Linked DNA regions of Homo sapiens: region 2 is linked to region 1. A link is a loop called in an ENCODE intact Hi-C map of the cell type or tissue named here. Cell type or tissue: heart left ventricle. All regions are shown on one strand.

What was found. A loop is a pair of places that touch in the nucleus more often than their neighbours do. Peaks named below come from ENCODE experiments on the same cell type or tissue, not always from the same donor. Only the 100,000 strongest peaks of a DNase experiment are listed, where the experiment ranks them.
Region 2: it touches region 1 in a loop (7-fold over the local background); 84 of 110 quality-filtered maps call a loop at or near these places.

The regions. Positions count from the first base shown.
Region 1 is chr1:45,568,744-45,571,243 of GRCh38, forward strand. AKR1A1 (aldo-keto reductase family 1 member A1) reads left to right here. Exons shown (of 9, transcript NM_153326.3): 7 at 184-256; 8 at 400-486; 9 at 1,148-1,306. The coding sequence ends at 1,213. Among named protein-coding and RNA genes, the nearest start is that of NASP, 14 kb to the right of the region's middle. In heart left ventricle, a CTCF peak has its summit at 1,506 (motif pointing left); a DNase peak (open chromatin) is centred at 1,488.
Region 2 is chr1:45,358,607-45,361,106 of GRCh38, forward strand. The region is part of intron 4 of TESK2 (testis associated actin remodelling kinase 2); the gene reads right to left. It also overlaps the pseudogene LOC124904849. Among named protein-coding and RNA genes, the nearest start is that of TOE1, 20 kb to the left of the region's middle. RefSeq lists enhancers at 1,289-1,388, 1,649-1,728, 1,859-2,358. In heart left ventricle, a CTCF peak has its summit at 1,368 (motif pointing right); a DNase peak (open chromatin) is centred at 1,375; H3K4me3 peaks cover 738 bases; H3K27ac peaks cover 1,057 bases.

The sequences.
Region 1 (2,500 bases):
TATTTCAGTGTCTGGGTGAGGCTGAGGATCTTGCCTTGTGATCTGGAGGGAGGCCACTGTAGGCATATTTCCCATTTCAGCAGGGCTCAGGTGCTCCAGGAGCTTAGGGAAGCTGCATGGGGAACAAAATAGTGCTTATGAATACTGACCCCTTTTCCTCATCTGTCTAATCCCCCAACTTAGGTGGCAGGTCCAGCGGAAAGTGATCTGCATCCCCAAAAGTATCACTCCTTCTCGAATCCTTCAGAACATCAAGGTACTTGGTAATGGGTTCTATCTTCTTTAGCTCTTTGGGACATTTTCTTGGCCCTGACTCTACCTGGCTAAAAAGGCAGTGTTGTGGAACCCCAGCTTCTGCTCACAAAGCTGGCTTTCTTGAACCCCACTCTCCATCCTCAGGTGTTTGACTTCACCTTTAGCCCAGAAGAGATGAAGCAGCTAAATGCCCTGAACAAAAATTGGAGATATATTGTGCCTATGCTTACGGTGAGGATGTATCAGCCTCCTAGACTTGGGGAATGTGAGATTTGGGGTGGGATTCTGGCCCAGGTGTGACCTAAGGCTTGCTGGTTGTGAGAAGGACACAATGTTGTGGGTGGGATTGCTATGCTGGACATAGTGCCCTCATTTCTCTTTATTGAGCTCAGGGAAGTAGTATGGCTCAGGGATAAGGCATATAACCTGTGAGTCCCAGTCCTGCTTCTTGATATCTTGTAACCTAGAGCAAGTTATTAAACTTCTCCAAGCCTCAGCTTCCTATGTGTAAAATGAGCCCAGTTCCTGACATGTAGTAGATTCTCAGTAAATGATATGAGGAGAGCCCAGAAGGCGTTGTTGACCTCACTCGAGGGATTGGGGTTGGGAGGGAAGTCGGCTGTACTTAGGGAAATAAATGGTTCCTGGCCTCTTGATCTCAGTTCAGACTGCAAACTCTTAGGGGCAGGGGTAGCTACATATCAGGCTATGGGTTTGGTGCTAGAATGGTGTTGATACTGTGGTGTTCTCTGAGGATGGGGATCCCAGCCAATGCCATCTGGCATAGTGCTGTACACAGGTGAGTTTGTTTAGGAAGATTTGGGGAAGATGCCTGGAGTCTTTGGAATGGCAACTCCTGCTGATGGAGTAATCTATCTGTCTCTCTTTCCAGGTGGATGGGAAGAGAGTCCCAAGGGATGCAGGGCATCCTCTGTACCCCTTTAATGACCCGTACTGAGACCACAGCTTCTTGGCCTCCCTTCCAGCTCTGCAGCTAATGAGGTCCTGCCACAACGGAAAGAGGGAGTTAATAAAGCCATTGGAGCATCCATATTGCTTGCTTGTCTTATTTGCCTGGTCAGGCCTGAGATGGAGGCTGTTTCCCTCAGGGATGACAGACCTCGGGCTGCTGGATGTGACCTGCCCTTGAAGCCCAAATATTCATATCCTGGTTCTGGAGGAACCTGTGAGGAGGCTGAGTAATTCTGTATCCTTGCATTAGGCACGTTGGGAAGTAGCGCCATCTACTGGCACATCTTAAGCACTGCATGCTTCCCTGGAGTCTTCTCAAGAATGCCTCAAATTGGCCACCTCAGGAGTGAGCGATCAGGGCAATGATTGTCCGTTGGTTTCAAGGCAGTGCTGGACCTGGGCCTTAAGTTTCCATCCCCCTGTCCTGACCAGTGCCTAGGTTTAGTAATTTGAAGAGTCCAAGCGACTTACATTAAGAAGTTAGGGAATCCTAGCTTGCAAAATCACAAAAGGTGGGGACAGGGGCTTTCTCCATCAGACACTATAGTCAGTGTGCATAGGTGACCTGCAGGAGGCAACAGTCCTGCCCAGACCTTGTCACTCGGCCCCTAAGGCCCTATCTTATGCACTTTTTATTGGTGGGCACCAGAGACCACTGATAAACAGGTTTTAGGAAGGTTTATGGCAAATCTCTCTAACCTCCAGTCACACGAAACTCTTTACTTTCCCAAACCATTGCTCTTTGTTCAAGAAGTATTTATTGGGTACTTATGGGTTAGGCATGATGCTAAGCCCTGGGGATATAGCTATAACCAAGACACATAAGTCCCTACAGCCTACTTGAGGAGACAGACTAAGTAATTGCATAATTAGTTTAATTACAGTCGGAAGAAGTGTTATGAGAAGTGCAGGGCGAGTAGCCTACTTATTTAATCAGCTAAGATCTGAAAGATGAATAGGGATTAATTAGTTAAAGGAGGTAAGAGTGGGAACAGCATTCCATACAAATTGGACAGCTTAGGGAAAAGTCTTGAAACTGGAAGACGCTGCTGGAAAAGCCTAAAGAAGACTTGTAGGACAGCAACTAAAAGTAAGGGGGACCTGGTGGTAGAGGCGATGGCATAAAACAATGCTGGCATTGGTAGGAACTGATGATTGGAAGGCCTAAAAGACTGTTGAGATTTCTATTATTTATTTTTTGAATTGAGGTCTCTGTCACCGAGGCTGTAGTATACAAAAATTTTAAATTTTTATAGAGATTAGGTCTCCTTAT
Region 2 (2,500 bases), 210 kb before region 1:
CCTATAAGGTAGGTACACTGGTACTTTTTTTCCTTTTTTTTTTCATGTCAGACAACGTGCAGACATTAATAAGGTTTGAGGGTAGTACACCTCACACATGCACATGAAAATCCAATCATCGTGCTATGGACTACAAAATGACTACATACTATTACTCATTTTAGAGAAGGCATTTAGAAATTAAGCAACTTGCTTAAAGTTATCCAGTTATTAAGTGGCAGAGACTGGCAGACTCTGCAGTCTGGCTCCAGAGTCCATACTCTTTACCACTACGTTGCACTGGAGACTTAGAGACCACAGCATCTGAGTAAGAGAGCCTCATGCAGCACAGGAGCTCAAAAATGAATTTACTCAAACCTTATATGATGTATTATCTCCCTCCTCCTCCCAAGGGAGAAAAAGAGGGAAATTCCTCTAAGCCTAAAATTTATATCTTAATACATATTTTTGGGTACCATTGCATTTACAAAGGACTAGGGAACTTAATGGGATAAGAGGAGAAATATCTGAATTCTAGCCCAATTCAGCCTCCTAATAGCCATTTAACTTGGACAAATCAACTAATAAGGCTATCCATCTTTCACTTTTCTCAACTATAAGTAGGTATGATAATCCCTGATTCACCTAATTTGCAGTGTTGTTATGAGAATCTAATAAAATATGTGAAAGTTGGCCAGGCGCCGTGGCTCACGCCTGTAATCTCAGCACTTTGGGAGGCCAAGGCGGGCAGATCACCTAAGGTCAGGAGTTCAAGACTAGCCTGGCCAACATAGTGAAACCCCATCTCTACTAAAAATACAAAAATTAGCCGGGCATGGTGGTGGGTGCCTGTAATCCCAGCTACTCGGGAGGCTGAGGCAGGAGAATCACTTGAACCCGGGAGGCGGAGGCTGCAGTGAAGTGAGATTGAGCCACTGCACTCCAGCCTAGGCAACAGAGTGAGACCCTGTCTTGAAAAAAAAATATGTAAAAGTTGGCCAGGCGAGATGGCTCACACCTGTATTCCTAGCACTTTGGGAGGCCAAGGCAGGTGGATCCCCTGAGGCTAGGAGTTCGAGACCAGTCTGGCCAACATGGTGAAACCCCATCTCTACTAAAGATACAAAAATAAGCAGGGCATGGTGGCAGACGACTGTGATCCCAGCTACTTGGGAGGCTGAGGCACGAGAATCACTTGAACCTTGGAGGCAGAGGTTGCGGTGGGCAGAGATCATATCACTGCACTCCAGCCTGGGCAACAGGGTGAGACTCTGTCTCAAAAAAATAATAATAAAATAAAATATGTGAAAGCGCTTCGAAAAAAATTTAAATGTCATATATTTTCTGATGTGGTAATAATATAAGCACCAAAAAGAACCAGTTGGGGGCAGCACCATGCAGCACTTCAGATCCTTGGAAGCGTCGGACCAGTTTTGGCAAGACAGAAAGAATGACTAAAAATAAATCTTCCAACTTCTCAAAAGGGAAACTTGTTGATCTGCTTCATCCTGCTTGATAATCCATCTTTGAAAATCTTAAAATAAGGCATAATGACGGCATAAGCACAGCGCCTTGCTCTCTTCATTCTAGTTGAATCTGCCCAAGATTCACATTTGAGGTGCCCATTTGCTGAAAAGAAACTGAGCTTGTGAACTTCAGGGTTATAAGTGGGCAGTGAAGCTGACATCTAATCATGCAGGCAGATTTCTTTAGCTCTGAAAGTCAAAAGGTAGGCAGTGGTTCACTTCTTTAGCATGATGACAGTGTGATATGTCGGGCCTGTCTTCAGGAGCCACTCAGGTTTCCCAACTGAGTGCCAGGCAGAAGACACTATAATGAAAAGACTGTATGTGCACTCTCTATAGGCCAGGTGACACCAGGACTCTTGGTTCTGGGAAACACTTGTTTACTCTGTTCAGCAGTGTCTCTGAAGGCCCTGGAAATCCATATGCAAAGCCAGAGGGTGGAGAGCACAGGAAAAGGTGACAAAAGATGAGGAATCACACTTGGCTAATAGATTCTGGCTTCTCCAGGCAAACTGGAAAAAGCGCAAACCAAGGACCAGAGAGGGAAAACAAATGGAATTTGCTTTTACAACCCATTTCTCTTGCCTGCCTTTGGTGAATACATTAGTTGGGCTGATAAGCCTGTAGGCCCTCAGAAACCGCTTCTCAATGTTTCAAGACCTCTGCATGCATAAGAAAAGGAAATTTGAGATTTGTCAACAAGGAAGATTTCTTTCTTTTTTTTGAGACGGAGTCTCACTCTGTCCCTCAGGCTGGAGTGCAGTGGCGCCATCTCGGCTCACTGCAACCTCCACCTCCCAGGTTCAAGTGATTCTCCAGCCTCAGCTTCCCGTGTAGCTGGGATTACAGGCTGTGTCACCACACCCAGCTAATTTTTGTATTTTTTAGTAGAGACAGGGTTTTCCCATGTTGGCCAGGCTTGTCTCGAACTCCTGACCTCAGGTGATCCACCCGCCTCAGCCTCCCAAAGTGCTAGGATTACAGGCGTGAGCTAC